Regions from separate parts of the Homo sapiens genome. Here region 2 is linked to region 1. The links are chromatin loops, found by intact Hi-C in ENCODE. Cell type or tissue: PC-3. All regions are shown on one strand. Region 1 overlaps CDH9 (cadherin 9). Region 2 overlaps CDH9 (cadherin 9).

Evidence for each region. A loop is a pair of places that touch in the nucleus more often than their neighbours do. Peaks named below come from ENCODE experiments on the same cell type or tissue, not always from the same donor. Only the 100,000 strongest peaks of a DNase experiment are listed, where the experiment ranks them.
Region 2: a loop joins it to region 1, with 11 times the contacts of the local background. A loop is called at or near these places in 1 of 110 quality-filtered maps.

What each region holds. Positions count from the first base shown.
Region 1 is chr5:27,006,179-27,011,178 of GRCh38, reverse strand. The region is part of intron 1 of CDH9 (cadherin 9); the gene reads left to right. Among named protein-coding and RNA genes, the nearest start is that of CDH9, 30 kb to the left of the region's middle. In PC-3, no CTCF peak of the experiment used is centred here; no DNase peak of the experiment used is centred here; H3K4me3 peaks cover 981 bases; H3K27ac peaks cover 1,670 bases.
Region 2 is chr5:26,892,809-26,897,808 of GRCh38, reverse strand. All of the region lies in intron 7 of CDH9 (cadherin 9), which reads left to right. Among named protein-coding and RNA genes, the nearest start is that of CDH9, 140 kb to the left of the region's middle. In PC-3, a CTCF peak has its summit at 3,056; a DNase peak (open chromatin) is centred at 2,828; H3K27ac peaks cover 838 bases.

The DNA.
Region 1 (5,000 bases):
ATCAGAACTGTTGACCAAATATTTCTGGCTTTCCCTCACTTAGAGAGATAATAGTCTTGATTGCACTTCTCCCCCACCTCTAACTTTAGAAATAATCGTGGAATTCTTTATGCCCATTGAAATGTGAATGCAAGTGAATGTGTCTCACCTGTGGAAAGCTTAAGGGCCATAAGATTTTCCAGGTTCCCTCTCTTTTCTTGACAATTATGGGAACATGGTGATGGAACTTTCCATTCCTTAGATTCCTGTTGATAAAGTGTTATCAGCCTCCCTGGAAAACCACAGTGGTCATATAGCATAAACAAGAATAAACATTTGCTTTTAAAGACATTGTGGTTTTGAGATTTGTCTGTTTCCACAAAATAACTCATGCCACTGCAACTGGTGCACATATATCTACCAGAAATGAAATGCTGTCTTAAAAGTATGTATGAAATTTGCAGCATTGGCTTAAGGCCTGGCCATCCAGCAGTGAAGAAAGCCTCATTAGAGTCTAAAAAGATGAAGATGAATTTTTCTCGAAGGTGTAACATTTGGTAAAACTGTCACTTGTGATAACTTGGAAGGCAGATCCTGCACTCAATGTAGGATTTTCGGGCAAAATGTGGGAAAACAGAATATTCCTAGGGTGTGCTTGTCACTATGGCTGTATTTTCAAAGTACTGTAAGAAAGGGATAAGTTTAGAAAGTCTTTTGACAAATTATTGGCAAGATGTAAAGTAATGGAGATGAGGCACACATGAGGGATTGCTGGGGTACAGGAAAGATACAAATATCTCTGACACTCCTTGATGAAAGATAGAAATAAGGATACACCTTTGTGTGTAACTGGCTAATATCATTTGTTACAAAGACAAATACATCATCATTCCACTTACGTGAGGATCTAAAGTAAACTAATAACAGCACAAAGTAGAATGGGGGTTACCAGTGACTGAGGGGAGGGAAACATTGATATAAGTGCTGTTCAAAGAGTGTAATGTTTCAGTTATTTCAAATGAAAAACAAAATTCTAGAGAGCTGCAGTATAATATTGTCCTTATAGTTAACAATAATATACTGTGCATTTAACAATTTGTTAACAGGATAGATCTCATATCAAGTGAATGGCTGTTCATCTATTTTTAAACTTCTGAATGATTATATAAGGAAGATTAAGGACTCCGCCAAGGGTTCAGTTCCCAGTAAATCCTTTTAATTGGACAAAATGCCTCACGTTAAAGCTGTGTCTCACCTAACAAAGCTCAATAAGGCCAAGGGACCCATAATTTAATAGACACAGCAAAGTCTATGGAGCCAGAGTAAGAAAACAACTATAGAAATTCTAAGAAGTATGCTTAAAAAGATGCTATTTCTGTGGCATATCTCTTGACACATGAAACTGACTGGAGTCAAATAGATAAGGCATTTCGTTTTTAAGAGAGTTATCCTGCCAGAGAAACCACCAGGCCAGACAAAGGAAGTCTGAGTCTTGTTGAGGCTGAAATAACCTCAGGGCCATCAATTTCCATAGCCAATGAGCTGGCTAAGAAACCTGTATGACTCTCAAGGAGTGTATATATAGTATCCATTGCCTTCTTTGGTGCTGGCCAATGAGGTTAATGAAAATGAAAGTATTCCAGAAGGTGAATGGACCCACAGAATAGTAGATAGGGGAGCCCCTCTTAGCAGAAAAATTGAATACTTTTTCTGCCTAATTCTCAACTCCCAGATTAGGGGGGCTGGCAACAGGACAAAATTCCATTGGCTGCCATGTGTTTCTCTTTCTTCTCCTTTTAGAGGTAAATCATTTATTGTGTTTACACTACCTCTGTGTCACCACTGTTTATCGCATGTGGGAGAGCAGATACAATATCTTTTAATGCATAGGTTTCTTTGTCTTGTGATGCTTCCTCTAAACTTGATGTAGAAACTACAACTTGTTATTTTTCCTCCTCATTCTCTCACTATCCCCGATCCTCCAACCCAAACACAAACTGGATCAATGTATAAATTATCAAATCCTTCAATTTGAACTTGATAACAATCCTGGATATGGCTTGTGAGCTGCCTTTCTTGAGTATTTTTCTGCGGGAGAAAGAATCATTCTCATATTTGGTAACCTTGGGGTGAGTCACCATGATCATCATGTTATTTACCAAATATTTCTATCTTCTAAGTGAGTGGTAAGATGGTTCTTCACTAATGCCTTTGAAGTTAGACAAAGTAACCTTATTTGGTTCATGAAAATTTACTGGAATCCATGAGTGTCAATTCTGGGTGGAGATGTTATAAGATTGAACTTCAATTGCAAAGTTATTTTTCCTTGCCTTGGCAGAGGTAGAACAAATAATTATAGTGGTATTACAAACAATGAGCTGTCATAGTCCAGTTCATAATATTTGTGGACTGGCTTGGTAAATGAGATCTGCAGGGAGCACTGCAGCATCTACCATGCAATCACATTAACACTTACTATAAACTGAATGTGCTTATGTCTTTAAAATGGCAAATGTAAGTTTACAAGGAACCTCTCAAATATCATTTATAGTTTTCTGGGTAAATGCACATTGTTTTTATTGCCCTGTAATAGAAAATGATTATATTGTGACCTAATCAATAATTTATTTTTGAAAGAAAAAGACTGTAATTTTATATTATAGATGTACTTATTTCTTAGGTTCTTGCTATACATATACTTTTTTTTTTTGAAAGAGGGTCTCACTCCGTTGCCCAGGCTGGAGTGCAGTGGTGCAATGTCAGCTCACTGTAATCAGTGCCTCACCTGTTCAAGTGATTATCATGACTTAGCCTCTCAAGTAGCTGGTATTACAGGCACCCGCCACCACACTCAGCTGATTTTTGTATTTTTAGTGGAGATGGGGTTTCATCATGTTGGCCAGGCTGGTCTCAAACTTCAGGCCTCAAGTGATCCACCCGCCTCCCAAAATGCTGGGATTACAGGCGTGAGCCACCCCGCCCGGTTTATACACATAGTTTTATTTAGTCAACTTATCTCCTTGTAAGGTCAGCTCATGATTCCCATGCTAGATATAATAAAAATAAAACCTAGTTAATAAATTCCAGTAAACTCATTAAAATAGTGACAAGCTCAGAATATTAATCCGTATCTCCTCATTCCAGGTTTACTGTTCATTCAGTTTTTCTGTTCCACATGTATAACGTCTATGTAAAATTACACAGTTATCCAAATGTAAGTGTCTTTTTTTTTGAAAGTTGTTCTAAGTCTGTTTAACATGGAGCCCATAAATTTAACCTGAAAAAAAATTAATATTCATCCTAATATCTAATTGAAATTTAGTGTCCTCCTCAATTATGACTATGGGTATCAATTCACAGCAGTATGAGAAATATCCATGAATTTATCATCAGTAGAAAACAAATATTATACTAAATACCTTGTATGTGTATTACTTGTTTGAAATTTTGGCAATGATTAGACCTGCTGCTTGATTTTGTTATTTATTGAATTAATTAAGATACACAAATATTATTTTACCATAACTGTTTTAAAAAGTATTTCATAGGTCTATTTTAATAGAATTTGTTTCCTATGTAATAGTCCATATTTTATATATTTATTTGTGCTTTAAAAATATAATTCTGTCACCAGGCTGACAAAAAGTTTCATTGAAGGAGAAAAGTTGAGATTTTTCTTAAAAATTCATAATAAACTCTTGAATAATTGATTACTATATTATGTATCATGGGTATCTCTACTTTTATAATAAGTTATTATAAATTTGCATACATTTTATAATTTGCCCTTATATAGCTGTTTAATTCCCATTTCTCTTCTCAATATTGCCATGCACATCCTCCCCATCCACCTACCCATTGCCATCCTCCCCTCCCTACCCACAGACATAAACTGGCTAACAGTTTGGGCTGAACTATTGCTTTCTCCAGCTAACTTAAGACAGAAGCTCTGTCAAATCAAATACAGTTTTAAATATAGACAATTTTTAACACTGTGTGCTTTTTCTCAAATGAAAAGTACTTTGTGTAGGCTGGCTCATGTAAGACACTCATTAGCTTGCATCTGACAAACTCTGATGTTCATTTCTGAAGCTGGAAGCTGACATGAAACCATAGGCTGAAAATTCATTTATAGCTTTCTCTGCTGATTAAAAACTTGCTATATAAATCAAAGTTTTTCTTTCATTTTCTCAGTAGATTAAATATTATTCAATAAATGACTTCTAGGGGCAGTATTCTATCCAGGGATGTGTCACAAACTCTCTGGTTATGTATGTAGACTATGTTTCTAGAGTGAAAACTCCTCAAGGAGTCTGCTGTTCTGTCCACCAAGAAAAATGCCTAGAAAATCAGTAGACACTTCATATTTATTTGATGAAAGGGTGACAACAATACATAGATTTTTTGATGACTTCATGATATGATACTTTATTCCATGGGAGCAGCATGATCTATTCACCTTTCCCTAATTCTGTCAAGGTATTTTCAGGAACCAGATGATGTACTCAAATGCAATCATTGGGAAGGACTTAACAGAGGATGTGGGTACAGTTAAGGGAGCTGACTAGGGATGCTACTAAAGCAGGAATTCTCAACAGAATGAGCCTCTTACACATCCTGGCCCTGAAGAAACACCGGTTGGGAGCAGATATTACTCCAGAGAGAGCATCCTGTTATCTTAGCAGAGCACCATCTGAAAGAAGCTGTGGCTCACTGTAAAGCAGCCAACTCTTAGTGGTGCTGCATAGAGGAGAATAGAACTCCTCTCCTCCTACCCTTGATCTCCTGCCTGTGCTTCACACTGGCTAAACCCAACCCAGGACTAATGAACTAGTGAGCCCAGGTATACAGTTCTGAGTTTACCTTTTGTAGCACTGAGGAAAATGAAGAAGACCTGAAAATGAATCATACAGTAAACATAATTTCTGGTAAATCTAATAATAAATGATGATTTGATAAATGTGTTTATCTAAACCTCTCTTTCATATGACTAATTTTATTTTATTTTTTATTTTTAAAAA
Region 2 (5,000 bases), 110 kb after region 1:
CAATACTATGTTGAATGAATAGGAGTGGTGAGAGAGGACATCCTTGTCTTGTGCCAGTTTTCAAAGGGAATGTTTCCAGCCTGTGCCCATTCAGTATGATATTGGCTGTGGGTTTGTCATAAATAACTCTTACTATTTTGAGATACGTTCCCTCCATACCTAGTTTATTGAAAGTTTATAGCATGAAAGGGTGTTGAAGTTTATTGAAGGCCTTTCCTTCATCTATTGAGATAATCATGTGGTTTTTGTCATTGGCTCTGTTTATATGATGGCTTACTTTATTGATTTATGCATATTGAACCAGTCTTGCATCCCAGGGATGAAGCCAACTTGATCGTGGTTGATAAGCTTTTTGATTTGCTGCTGGATTGAGTTTGCCAGTATATTACTGAGGATTTTCACATCAATGTTTATCAGGGTTATTGGCCTGAAATTTTCTTTTTTTGTTGTGTCTCTGACATGTTTTGTTATCAGAAAGATGCTGGCCTCATAAAATGAATTGGGGAGAGTCCCTCTTTTTCTATTGTTTGGAATAGTTTCAGAAGAAATGGTACCAGCTCCTCTATGTATCTCTGGTAAAATTTGGCTGTGAATCCGTCTGTTCTTGGGCTTTTTTTTTGTTGGTAGGTTATTAATTACTGCCTGAATTTCAGAATTTGTTATTGGTCTATTCAGGGATTCAACTTCTTCCTGGTTTAGTCTTTGGAGGGTGTATGTGTCCAGGAATTTATGAATTTCTTCTAGTTTTTTTAGTTTATATGCATAGAGGTTTTTATAGTATTCTCTAATGGTAGTTTGTATTTCTGTGGGATCACTGGTGATATTCCCTTTATCATTTTTTATTGTGTCTATTTGATTCTTCTCTCTTTTCTTCTTTATTAGTCTGGCAAGTGGTCCACCTATTTCTTAATCTTTTCAAAAAAACTACTCCTGAATTCATTGATTTTTTTGAGGGTTTTTTTGTGTCTCTATCTCCTTCAGCTCTGCTCTGATGTTAGTTATTTCTTGTCTTCTGCTAGCTTTTGAATTTGCTTGCTCTTGCTTCTCCAGTTCTTTTAATTGTGATGTTTGGGTGTCAAGTTTAGCTCTTTCCCACTTTCTCCTGTGGGCATTTAGTGCTATAAATTTCCCTCTAAACACTGCTTTAGCTGTGTCCCAGAGATTCTGTTATATGTGTCTTTGTTCTTATAGGTTTCAAATAACTTATTTATTTCTGCCTTCATTTCATTCTGTTGTATAATGAAATGAAATTTTCATTTCATTCTATTGTATAATGAAATGAAATTTTCATTTCATTCTATTCTATAATGAAATGAAATTCATTTCATTTCATACTATTGTATAAATGATATACTATCATGTATATTATACATCATAAATAAATATTTAGATTAGAGATATATACAATCTTTACATACACACATATACTTGGTGTGTATGTGCATATAAAATCTCCCTATATCTGATAATTTCCATGTGTGTATATAAAACCTCTCCTGTATCTGATAATTTCCCAAGGATATAATTTCAAAAGTAAAATTTCTCATTCAAAGACTGATAGTAAAATTTGCAAACTTGCTTCCCAGTGTTTAAAAAAATGGCTTTAAAAAAGTTCAGTTTAAAGGTCATCCGGAAATCTTTGTTTTGTATAGGGTACTCAAGTCCTAGAAATAATCAATTATAATTTCACCTGTAGCATCTCAAGATTATTATAAGGAGTGGAAAAATATTGAGCGAAATTAATCTCAAATTGTATTCTTCAGATGGTACTACCAATTCTGCCAATTTGCAAGGCCATACCGGAAAGCATAGCACAGAGGATGGCTTCTGTTAGCATTCAAAATGTATGCAAAAAAGCCTTAGATATCCAATTATAGTGTGAAGAAAAATCAGCAATAATTCAACAAGAATGCAACATTGTAGCATGGGACTGTTTTGTTTGCTACGATCAAATTTAGAAGGATGACTGATCTCAGAGCAGAAATAGGCTATGATAAGCATCACAGAGAAACATTTTTCCAGGGAAAGATTGGGAACTAATTCTCATCCACGATTAAATCTGTTCATCAAATATATTTTCTGAAATACATCTGCCACTTGCAACATGAGATTATGGTTACAATTAGCAGCTGTTGTCAGCTCTGCTTCACCTCATTAGTAATCACGAATCTCCAAAGTTATAGGGTTGATTATAGCTTTACAAGATCTGAAATAACATGTTGCCTCATTTTACACCTATTTTATGCTTAACGTATTTAAAGTTCAATGATTTTTAAAAGATCCTTTCTACTGCTGTGGAATTGAAAAGTAACAAAACAAACTTTCTGGTGAGGGATTTAATTATGCCTCAATAAAATGTCCATGACTTCAAAATAAACTGGAATAAATGTGTAAGTGCATTCCTGTATAGTGGTGCTTCTCTCATATTTGCTTGATTTTATTGCAAAAGGTAAAATAATAATAATCTAACAATAATATCACTAATCTCTGCAAAAAAGATTTGAACTATTTTTTCAAATGAAATTATAAATAATGTCATTGTATAGCTAATACTCAATATTCATTTTTGAGGGATAATGAATGGCTAGGTCACAGCTATGAAAACATGTTTCTGGAAAGCAGTAGCTGAAAAGTAAAAAGCAAATTATGTCCTACCTAAATTGACTTAGTCAGTGGAAGAAATATATGGAATCCAGCAGAGAAAAAGGAATGCATTCTTGACATATTTCTGCATATTACTCATTTATTCTGGTGTCTATAATTGAGTTTAGATTATTTGTGCTAGGTAAAAATATAGATATATGATACATGCTTGACTTTTAATGGTAGAACATAAAAATATAAAGCAAATAAGAAAAATGAAAAGCAGAGTTCAGCTTTTGTGGGAAGAGAGCCCTTGTGCTCTCTTTCACATGTTATTTGATGCCTATATGATTGGATCCTGTCTCTGCAGAGAGTATTTATACAAAACTTATGACAATGGCCTTTTTAAACTGATTGTTCAAAATTCAATGCAGGGGGACCAATAAAATATTGTTGTTATAGTAGGCCATCTGCTGGAACATAGAGATAGCTTTGTTCTGTGTTAAGGGTTTATCAGGCTCTTTCTGGTCATTTGTGGTAATCCAATGTATTTATTATTAATAAGTAAATCTGAATGTGCTATTCTGGGTGAAAATAGAAGTTTGGCTGCTAAATAAAAGAAAATTATCTCTGAGCTTTGACAAATTGTGAGACATCACTTGCACTGGAAACAAAAATTTGAATATAGACCTGGAAGTTGGCGCTGTCAAAGTTAAAAGTGAGCTATTTCTGTATCGTCTGTGAGTGCCTTCATGAATTCTTAAAGTGAAAAACAGTGTCTTTCAAGGTTGTACCTAAGAGTAAGGTGGCCAGAAACCCAAATCTATTTTGATCCTGAAAAAAGATACAAGTGTATCAAAGCTTGATTTTTATCATGTTGCAATTGTTAGCTATTCCTCAGTTATAGAAATACCATCAAAATCTCTAGGCTAAACGCTAGGGCAGCTAGCAATGAGCACAAAAGGAAATTTTATTTTCCTCTTTGACCTTCAATGCAAACAGCAGGAAGAAATCCAAGATCTATTCAGACATAAGCAGGTAATGGTTAACTATTGACCTTTCCAACAATAGAGAGAAATATTTACAGGTGAATATTATGAATTGAGCTCCATTCAATGCACAGATGTAATTATGTTCTTTTGCTTCCTCTTTCTTTGTGTACGTTTTAGGTTTGTTTTTATTCATAAGCAGAATTTGTGTAGCTAAGGAAAATAAAATATTTTTGTTGTTCCAATGACTTTATTTGCTTTTCTCTCAAAAACCTTATAATAGTGATTTGGTCCCAACATCAATAAAGCCCACATCAGGAATTGTGAAAGGGTTGAAACCTATAGGTAGGAAACATAATATTTTGTTTCATGTTAGCACAACTGGAAATAGAGGTTTAAAAGAAAAATTTCAGTATGACTTGCATGCTCAATTTTACTACATTGTTATTTTGCAAATCGGATCTATCTCTGATAATACTCTGACAAACAATTGTTGGCTAAAAGCCAGCATGACATTTGCTTCCAAAAATAAAAATAAAATAAAATAAAATAAAATATATATATATGCTGTTATGCATTCTTACATATTTTTATATCTAGGTTTCTATTTCTCCTTTATAGCCTTAGGACTTCCCACCCAAGAAATATAGGCTACTCTTGGGCAGCAATCATATGTCAAATGAGTGTATTTTAAGTGCCTAAATTCTTTTCATAACACCATGTGAAAAGATTACAATAACGATTATTGAAAAACTGAGGGAATACTATCATTTGCATGTACTTCTGTTGTGCATTGTAAAATCCTGTTGAATGACAAAACAGAGACAACTGAACTGGTTCCATGTACTGGGAGTGAGGTAAAACCTGAGACCAAGTATATAAGTTTTTAGCCATTCCACCACTGAGATGACACCAAATAACTTTTTTCCAAAGGCCCAAATACTCTCTTTGAAGCAGTATCTATGACTCAGCAATAATTGTTTTATAAAATTTAGCAGAAAATAAATTAAGCAAGCATCTTCATGTACTATATTAAATTGTTAAAATTATGATCAGACCCATTTACTTAATAGATCCCTTAAGTTCAGCATAATTCTTAAACAATAGATTAAATAGTATGTCCTTTAATAAACAATTCAAACAAAAGAATCATACAATTTAGGTTAATGTATGTTCACCCAATAATTTAAAAATTGCCAATACTGGCAGGGTGTGGTGGTTCACGCCTGTAGTCCTAGCACTTTGGGAGGCCAAGGCAGGCGGATCACGAGGTCATGAGATCGAGACCATCCTGGCTAACACGGTGAAACCCTGTCTCTACTAAAAATACAAAAAAAAATTAGCCGGACATGGTGGTGGGCGCCTGTAGTTCCAGCTACTCGGGAGGCTGAGGCAGGAGAATGGCGGAAACCTGGAAGGCGGAGCTTG